Linked DNA regions of Homo sapiens: region 2 is linked to region 1. The links are chromatin contacts, found by Hi-C or POLR2A ChIA-PET in ENCODE. All regions are on one chromosome and are shown on one strand. Each heading gives the region's core, a stretch centred on a gene start or an enhancer-like site at or near the end of the contact. The rest is flanking DNA. Distances are from core to core; before and after follow the strand shown. Region 1 holds the start of TEF (TEF transcription factor, PAR bZIP family member). Region 2 holds the start of CENPM (centromere protein M).

Region 1 (4,630 bases), core at 642-3,141:
CCTGTCTCTACCACCACCCAAAGTCCTTCAAATCTCTTGCTTTCCAGGCCTGGTCAGCTACCCAACTTCTTTTTCCTCCTTACCCCGCCGCAAAATTATTTTTATTTATTTATTTTTTTGACATGGAGTCTCCCTCTGTCGCCCAGGCTTGACTGCAGTGGCGCGATCTCGGCTCCCTGAAACCTCCACCTCCCAGGTTCAAACCGATTCTCGTGCCTCAGCTTCCCCAGTACCTGGGATTACAGGCGCCAGCCACCATGCCCGTCTAATTATTTCTGTACTTACAGTAGTGTCGGAGTTTCGCCCTGTTGGCCAGGCTGGTCTCGAACTCCTGACCTCAGGTGATCCGCCACCTCTGCCTCCCAAAGTGCCGGGATTACAGGCGTGAGTCACCAAGCCCAGCCCCAGCAAAATTCTGATTGCATCAGCTTGATAACTTTTAGCTGGCTGTGGGTGTCTGGATCATGCATCTACCCCCTGAACCAAGGACTATCACTATACCACCCCCCCAACCCCTCCTGCTAGAAGGGCTGGGCCACTGTAGGGATGCTGGATAAACAAGCCAAGCTCTCTGCCTTCCGGGAGTTAAGCGGGGAGTCTAATGTTGCCTGGGTTTGCAGCGGAGTCTGATCTGTACTATAAAGAGGTACAAAGTTCTGAGCGCTGTTTAGGAGCAGCTTTCCATTTGTGTACCGCGCCACATATTACATTTTTACGGATTTCTGCGGAACTCCCGGGGAGGCTTTATATTTTAAGAGAGGAGGTGGTTCTCCCACAAAACGTGGCATCGGTACCTGGTGTCAAGGAGGTTTTTGTTTTCTAGGTAAAAGAAGGGAGAGTTCTAGAAAGGAAAAGAATTTCACATCTGTTTGGGACTGTGGAGATTCTCTAGCCCAACCTCTTAATTTTATGGCCGAGGAAACAAGCTCCAGTGAAGCAACCGGACTTTCCCAAGGTCATAAGCTAGTAAGTGGGAGGGCGGAAACATGTACTCGGGCCCTGGCTCAGGTCAGAGCTTCAGGAATGCTCCCTCCACGCTAGTGTTGATCTGGATGCGTGGGCAACCCGACACCCCGCTCTAGGGCGGCCAAGCCTGCTCAGGCCATCCCTACGACTTGGCAGGTCGCGGTCCCCGGCCCTGCCCTCAGGCGACCTCTGGGTCGCGTGGGAGCAGAAGTGCGGGCTAAGCTCAGCGTCCCTGCCCCGCGACCCTGGGCAGAGTCCCCAGAACAAAAAGACCCGTCCCTCCCTTCCCCTCCCGCCCCGCCACAGCCCCGCACGTGCGGCGCCTCGTGCACCGCCCCGGGCCCCGCCCCCGCCCTCCATTGGCTGTTCCCGCGCCTTCCTCCTCTGCCCCCTCCCCCCGCGACCAGACTCGGCTGCGGCTCCACGTGACCCGCGGGGGGTGGACACGCCGCGCGAGCAGGAGCTCGGATAGGTCGCTTTGGCCGGCCTGGCCGCTCCGAGCTCCGCCCCTCTTCGGTGGCGCGTCGGGAAGGTTGCAAGTCGGGGACAAGAGGGAGAGGCTGCGGTGGTTGGGGAGGGCGGGGGTTATGAAGAGGGCGGTGAAGGGGGAACACTGGTAGGAGGGAAGGGACCGCGCCGAGGAAGGCCCACCACAAAGACTCCAGCAGGCGCCAATCAGGGGACACAGGGGCGGCGGGGCGGGGCCTCCGCGAGGGTCCTCACCTGGCCCCGCACGTGTCTATCTTATCCCGGCTGCCCGACCAATCACGGCCCGAGGATCTGCGCCTGCCCCTCTCGCAGGCTGGACCAATCCAGAGCAACGATCCGGGGAAGCTGGCCTGGCCTCATGAATAATTAATGTGCCAGAGCCGGTCCGCAGGCGGGGTAGCGATGGAAGGAGGCGGGGGCGCCATTGGGCGCCTGCGCAGTAGCTGCCCGTGTCGGCAGCTGCAGCGGGTCGCACGGCTCCGGCCCATCTCGGGGGGCGGGCGGGGGAGGCGAGGTGCGCGAGCCGAGTCCGGGGCACGATGTCCGACGCGGGCGGCGGAAAGAAGCCGCCTGTGGACCCGCAGGCAGGACCCGGTCCGGGGCCGGGGCGCGCAGCTGGGGAAAGGGGCCTGTCGGGGTCCTTCCCCCTGGTCCTGAAGAAGCTGATGGAGAACCCCCCGCGCGAGGCGCGCCTCGGTGAGGGCGGGGGGGTGGTCCGCGCGGGCTGGGGGCGGGGCTTATACAGGGGCGGGGCCTCGTGAGGGCGGGGCCGGGGAGGCAGTGGGTCAGGGAGCAGTGGTCCAGCGGAGGGGGATGGGGCCTGGATGACCAGGAGCCTGGAGGACGAGGCCGGGGGGCTGAGGACAGAGGGTCAGGGGCGGGCTGAGACGGTGGGTCTGGCGGGAGAGGGTGGGGAGAGGTTTTGAGGAGGCGGAAGGGGATCGGGAGCAGTCACTTAAATGACGCTCCAGGGCCCCTCCCCCGGGGCCACCTGCATCGGAGTCACTCGGGATGCCTGTTTAAATTGCTGGTTCCTGCGCCCCACCCAATCTGCGGTCACTGGGACAGGGGTCTTGCATTTTAAGGAGCACCCCACCGCACCCCCATTATTTTCCAAGTACACCAAAGTTTAGGAAGCGCAGGCCTAGGGTAGCGAACTGTCATCGTACGTGGCCTTACCCCTCCCGGAGGGACCTGGCTTCCTCCCTGGGTGTGAGTAGCGCCAGCTACTAGGTCCAACGGGAGCCTTTCTGTTGCGGGGCTTCTGCTGAGCGGGTGGGGGGGGTGTGGGCGAGTAGTGTGAGGCGCCTTGGGAGGGGAGTTTTGGGCCAAGCAGAGAAACGATGAGGGTCAGATGAGTCCACTGAGGCCCTTCGCCTGGTTGGTTGGGGCTGACCCTTAGATTCTGGGGCCACGGCGGCAGGACTGAGCTTCATCTTTTTGCCTAGGCCAGGAACGTCACTGGGGCGTATACGGAAAGCAGGTCTGGCCTTGTTTTTCGCCCTGGGAGATGGGGTGCAGGGAGCAGCAGGAGGGCCGCCTGTGGTGGGGTTGTGGGTGCACTGAGGTATACTTTGAGTGTGAGACCTTTGCATTTCCAAGAGCCATCAGTTATTCAGGGTTTGGGAAAGGGATAGGCCTTCGAGAGTTGTCTGGCCTGGGGAATGGATTTTCCTTTTTAAAATGCCATTTCTCTTCCTTTCCTGGGTGTATGCTGAGGCTCCCATCCCTGTGGCTGTCACTGTTGAGTTATAAATAGCTTCAGCACATCAGGTGAGGCCAGCCTCTCTCCTCCTGCTTTGGGACCTCATGTGCACAAACCCTTTTGTTTGTTTTTGAGACGGTGCTTTGTTCCAAATCTGGGGCTGAGACAAGCTGCAGGGACAGGTGTACACATCTGACAGTTTCTTGTTTGAAATTACCAGGTAATAACCATCCATAACAAGAATTCTACCCGATATTCGTAGAGTGCTCGCAAAGCACGCTGACATCATCTTATTTCATTAACAGTCCTAGAGGGTATTCTCCCCTCTTCCCAGATGAGGAAAATTGAGGCTCAGGGAGGTGAGGGTGCTTCCTCAAGGTCACACAGCTATAACTTTTGACCCTCAGTTTGGTGCTCTTTCTACTGTATCATGCTGGCAGCCACTGTTGCATGACCTGAGTGATGGACTAGTCCTTTATCTCTTACAATTTAAAATTCCACCTTACAAAAACACTGATTTAAAGTATCCTTTATTGCTTAGGCCAGGCAAAACCTGGAACTTATTGTTGCCTGTCTTTCACTATGGCTGCTTTTCTATCTCCTGCCTTCTCCTGCCTCCTTTGATCCCAAATGACCCCACCCGACATGGGTCACAGTCATTTCTGAACAGAGTGAGGAGTCCAGATCTCAAGGGAGGAGAGCAGGAAGGCCATCTGGCCCACCCAGCCCACCAAGGCTTGACTTTCTTACTTCTCAGTTGGTTTTAAACCAAAGCCTGGTATAGAAAGCAGTTGCAGGAATTCAGATTAATTTGTATTAGAAAGCCATGACCAAGTTGTTTGTCAAAACCTCCACCTTCTTAACTCACTGGGTGTGTTCATTTTTATTGGACCAACAAGCTGCTATTTGGTCTGGGAGTCCATGTGTGGCTGGTTTATTTCCAACTTAATCATATTTGATTTCTCCTTTTCACTTATAAATCCAGAGTTCAAAATTGTCTCCCTCAATTTTGAAAACCCATCATGAGCTTGTCATGATTTTATCTCCCACTTCCCTGATTAGCCTCCCTGTCACTTTGATTTCCTTCCAACCTTGTCACATTGCTCTCTTCTCTTTTTTTAATTGCCCTCTCTTGGATATCCACATGTGTAACTTTGTGACTGAGACAATTGGGTAGATCCAGTCCCCACTAATTGATTAGTTTTCCTTTGAATAGGAGCAGTCTTTCTTCTTCAACTCCACCCCTCTCCTTCCTCCCAGAAAACCTGCCTTCAGTCTTTTCTGCTTATTCAGGAATAAAGGTCTCTTGAAATGGTTGCTCTGAAAAGGGTCCTGAAAAGACAGCTCCAGGCCCTTTCTAATAAACCTAACCTGAATCTGTTTGCAAATCCAATATTCTACAGTTAGTATATATATTTTCCCATAGTCCACCGTCTGCCTACCCCTTGTTGGGCCCTTGAGATCTGGAAA
Region 2 (4,617 bases), core at 615-3,114, 570 kb after region 1:
CCTCTGTGTTCTGGAGACTGGGGTGGCCAGGCCAGGGTGAGAAAACAAACCAGAGAACAAAACTTTACAACGGAGAAAGCAGAAGTCCTTGCTTCTCTGATCCTAGAGGCCAGAGAATGACAAGAGGGTGACTTTCTCTGGAGAAATATTTGTCCTTTAATTTTTTTTTTTTTTTTTTTTTTAGATGGAGTTTCACTTTGTTGCCCAGGCTGGAGTGCAGTAGCGCGATCTTGGCTCACTGCAACCTCTGCCTCCTGGGTTCAAATGATTCTCCTGCCTCAGCCTCCCGAGTAGCTGGGACTACAGGTACATGCCACCACGCCTGGCTAATTTTTGTATTTTAGTAGAGACGGGGTTTCACCATGTTGCCCAGGCTGGTCTCGGGCAATCTGCCCACCTTGGCCTCCCAAAGTGCTGGGATTACAGGTGTGAGCCATTGTGCCCGGCCGTTGTGTATTTTAAACATTGTGCACTGACCACTGGCTCCTCTCTCCTCACCTTACAGATTGACCTCAGCCAGCCTCTCCCATCCTCACCACTTCCCATCACAAGTTAGGTCACCGTCTCAGCACAGTCCTGAGCCAGGCCTGCCTGAGCCCTGACTGCCCCTTCCTCTGGCTCTCACCTGTATTTGCTGTGAAGATTAACCACAAACACGATCAGGTCAATTCGGGGCCGATTCACACTGGAGGGCAAAGGGAGGGACTTTGCCAAGTGGCTGAAAAACAGGAAATTGCAGGACTCAAGATATCCGTACCCCCCTCATAGCGACCGTTTAAATGCTGCCCTTCATGTGGAAAGAGGCCGTCAAGGGCTCCCCACCTCATCCTAGCCACCCGAGGCTCTTGTGGCCACGACTCCTTGGGCCAGCACAGAGGCAGGACAGGTCCGGTCCTATTCAGATTACTCCTGTCTGATTCCCTCTGCCAGAAACGGGCTCTGTTTAGTCACCACCTCGGCAAGGGGAGGTTGGGATATAAGACGGCATGGGACTAGCCAGCTACGCTGCATGCTGGGAGAAGGACCAGCCTCAGAGGAGGGGGCGCTGGGCTTCGGAGTTTAGCAGCTAGGACCGAATCCCTCTGGAGTGAGAGACACGTGGGCCCAGGCCACAGCCGCGGCTACTTACACCTTCAGCTCGGAGGCGCAGTCCTCTTTGAGCATCGAGTCCGCCAGCTGCTGCAGAAGAGCATCCTCCGTGCCCACCAGCTGCGCAGGGAGAGAGAGCGGACAGTCGAGCCCTAGGCACAGCACCCCCTGGGGAGGGCCTGGCCCTTCGACCCACTCCCGGGGGGATCGGGACACCGCCAGCAGGCGGCTCGGAGGACATTTCCCGAGAAGTGGACCCCGCGAAGCGGCACGGGCTGGGGGCCTGAGGTTTGGACCCGCTGCAGGCCTGTGGGCACCGCACTCTCTACTACCCGACCCTCGCTCCCACCGCCGGCCTCTCCAGGAGGCCAGACCCCCAGACGCGGGAAAACCAATTCCAGGCGCGGGAACTCGCCAATCAGAAGCTGGGAAAGGGTCCGCCGAGCACCTATTGGTGGGTGCGTCCCTCAACCTCAGAGAGCGGCTACTCCAATTGGTTCAGAGCATGGCTCTCCGCCTATTCCCCGCCCCCGCCACGGTAGCGCGCGCTGGCTTGGCGCCTCAGAGAGCTCAGTTGACCTAGTGGCTGAAGCACCGCCCAGGAGGAAAAACCGGCGGGGGAAGCAGGGCCGCCTGCACCTACCAAGATGGTGGCCGTGTTCAGGCCGGGCAGCTTGTCCAGGGGCCTCAACACCGACATCACAGCCGCAGGACCAACCGTTGCTCCTGCGGTGCGCGCCGATCTTTCAAACCGCCCTGAGTCCAGCCCCTAGAGCGCGGCCTGGGGGCACGTGCCTCCTTATAGGCGGGGCTTCGCGGGACGGGACGGGGCCTCTTAAAGGAACCGAACCTTTATCTCCTTTTCTGAGGGGCGTTCCAGCGCTACCCGTGGAACACGTGGTGGACAGGCCTTTGGTTCCACGCTCCACAGTAAGCAGGTTTTTAGTGATTCCTTTGTTCACTTTCATTCATTCATGCTCATACACAGTACTTTTTTTTTTTTTTTTTGAGACAGAGTCTCGCTTTGTGGCCCAGGCTGGAGTGCAATGCGCGCAATCTCGGCTCACTGCAACTTCTGCCTCCCGAGTTTAAGCGATTCTCCTGCCTCAGCCTCCCAAGGAGCTGGGACTACGGGCGCGCGTCACCACGCCCGACTTATTTTTTTATTTTTAGTAGAGACGGGGTTTCTCCAAGTTGCCCAGGCCGGTCTCAAACTCCTGGCCTCAAGTGATCCCGCCTCGGCCTCCCAAAGTGAGTGCTGAGATTACAGACGTGAGCCACCGTGCCTGGCCCTTTTTTTTTTTTTTTTTTTGGAGCGTCACTTTGTTGCCCAGGCTGGACTATAGTGACACGATCATAGCTCACTACAGCTTCAAACTCCTGGGCTCAAGTCATCTTCCTGGCTTAGCCTCCTGAGTAGCTGGAACTACAGGCAAGTGCCACCATGGGGATCTGGCCATGTTGCCCAGGTGGGTCGTAAACTCCTGGCCTCAAGCAGCCCTCCTGCTTCAGCCTCCTGAGTAGCTGGGACTACCGCTGCACACCAGCAGGCCCTGCCAATTGACTGCTTTTACAGTGAGTGGTAAGCATGCTGTTCTTTGTCCAATGGGAGACTTTACCTCATCTTTCAAGGTTCCTTGCTGCAAACACAGCCTGAGTACAGAGCTGTCAGGGTCTTGCTTTCTTGACATACCCAGCAAGAACATGCAGGGACGCTCAGGGCCCATAGCAAACTGGTTCTGCCAACAGTTATATAATAACTTGTTCACTGTCTCTACATCTAAAATGTAAGAAACAAGAGGTTAGAGACTTTGTCACTTTGTATGTCCAGCACTCTAAAAGTCCCTGGTACATCGTAGTTAATAAATATTTGTTGAGTGAATGGATGGATTACATTCATCCATTCATTCTCAGCAGTCATTCATTCATCATTTCCTATGCCCAGACCCAATGCCCTACCCTAGGAAGTCAGTTGAATCAGACATTATTGATTAACTTAGTTTGATGGGGGTGGGATAGACAATGATAACAGTGTGTTCATTGTTGTAATAACTGGGAGAGCAGAGACACTGTCTAGCCTAAATCCTTCTTACTGCAGACTAAACTAACTGTGTCTTGCTCAGAAAGATCAGGACGTAAATGGCCCCATAGAGCCACTGCCCTCAGCACAGATACGGCTTTCATTCCTCATGGCATGGGGTGTGGAGAGGACTTCCTGAAAGTCAAGCAGTAGTAGGCACTATGACAAGAAAATAAAGTAAGCTGAACGCCGTGGCTCATGCCTATAACCCAGCACTTTGGGAGACCGAGGCGGGTGAATCACTTGAGGCCGGGAGTTTGAGGCCAGCCTAGGCAATATAGTGAGACCTCATCTCTACAAAAAAATTTTTAAATTAGCTGAGCAGGGTGGGCATGGTGGTTCACGCATGTAATCCCAGCATTTTGGGAGGCCGAGGCGGGCGGATCACCTGACATCAGGAGTTTGAGACCAGCCTGACCAGCATGGAGAAACCCTGTCTGTACTACTAAAAATACAAAATTAGCTGGGCGTGGTGGTGCATGCCTGTAATCCCAGCTACTTGGGAGGCTGTGGTAGGAGAATCGCTTGAACTTGGGAGGCAGAGGTTGCAGTGAGCTGAGATTATGCCAGTGTACTCTGGCCTGGGCAACAAGAGCGAAACTCCATCACAAAAACAAAAAACAAACAAACAAATTAGCCAGGTATGGTGGCGGTGGCGGGCGCCTGTAATACCACCTACTCGGGAGGCTGAGGCAGGAGAATCACTTGAACCTGGGAGGCGGAGGTTGCAGTGAGCTGAGATCGCACCACTGCACTCCAGCCTGGGTGACATGTGAGACTCCATCTCAAAAAAAAAAAAATGAAAGATAAACTAAAGCTGTCTGGCAGAAGAGATGGATGGGAGGAGGCTACTTTAGAGCAGGGAGGCCTCCCTAAGGTGACATTTGAGCAGATGCTTGAATTCAGTGAGAGAGGGGCCCCTTAAGTATGATGAAGAAGAGGCCTCAGGCAGAAGGCAGTGCAAGTGGAAAGCCCCTGAGTGGGAAGCACTCCTGGCACTTCCGAGGCGTAGCAAGGAGGCCAGTGGCTGTGGCAGATGGAGTAAGAAGAACAGGGGAGGAGGTGAGGCCACGGAGGTGATTGAGCTCCCAGAGACTGAGGCCCTTAGAGAGTGGTGGGCTGGGAAAAGACTTTGGACTCTGGTGGGGACTTTCCAGGAGGGGCCGGGCTGAGACCCATTGGGTCAGCATGTGCTGAGTGCCTGCCCTGGGGACCCTGGTCCCAGAGGGGCCAAACTGCTTCAGGGAGTTACCACTTGTAACAAGAGACAAGGCACTGCAGTTGGGGAGGCCATCGGGGAGCAGCCAGGAGCAGCAGGAACCCAGGGGAAGCTGCTCTGTGTCCCTGGGGAGCCTGCACTCCACTTCACCGGGGCGGTGATCATTGGCTGAACAGAAAGTAGTTGTGTTTAAGATCCATACATGATGAAGGGTAGGGATGGGGAGGAG

Evidence for each region. A loop is a pair of places that touch in the nucleus more often than their neighbours do. ChIA-PET counts read pairs that join two places held with the same protein, here RNA polymerase II (POLR2A). Pooled maps may share reads with other maps.
Region 2: a loop to region 1 is called in a map of CD8-positive, alpha-beta T cell, with 6 times the contacts of the local background. The contact joins the promoter of CENPM here to the promoter of TEF in region 1. A Hi-C loop is called at or near these places in 2 of 168 maps with a recorded cell type or tissue (CD8-positive, alpha-beta T cell and naive thymus-derived CD4-positive, alpha-beta T cell), 3 of 37 single-sample maps with no recorded cell type and 11 of 50 pooled maps. POLR2A ChIA-PET finds 5 or more read pairs at or near these places in 1 of 52 experiments (CD4-positive, alpha-beta memory T cell).

What each region holds. Positions count from the first base shown.
Region 1 is chr22:41,380,051-41,384,680 of GRCh38, forward strand. TEF (TEF transcription factor, PAR bZIP family member) reads left to right here and starts at 1,892. Exons shown (of 4, transcript NM_003216.4): 1 at 1,892-2,151. The coding sequence starts at 1,995. It overlaps LOC105373042 (a long non-coding RNA gene), which reads right to left and starts at 1,861. Exons shown (of 3, transcript XR_938271.3): 1 at 1,690-1,861. RefSeq lists silencers at 1,111-1,710, 1,741-2,440 and enhancers at 1,575-1,869, 2,651-2,730.
Region 2 is chr22:41,945,288-41,949,904 of GRCh38, forward strand. It overlaps CENPM (centromere protein M), which reads right to left and starts at 1,865. Exons shown (of 6, transcript NM_024053.5): 1 at 1,733-1,865; 2 at 1,130-1,209; 3 at 626-718; 4 at 1-17. The coding sequence starts at 1,789. It also overlaps a transcript of SMIM45 not described here. RefSeq lists an enhancer at 1,669-1,878.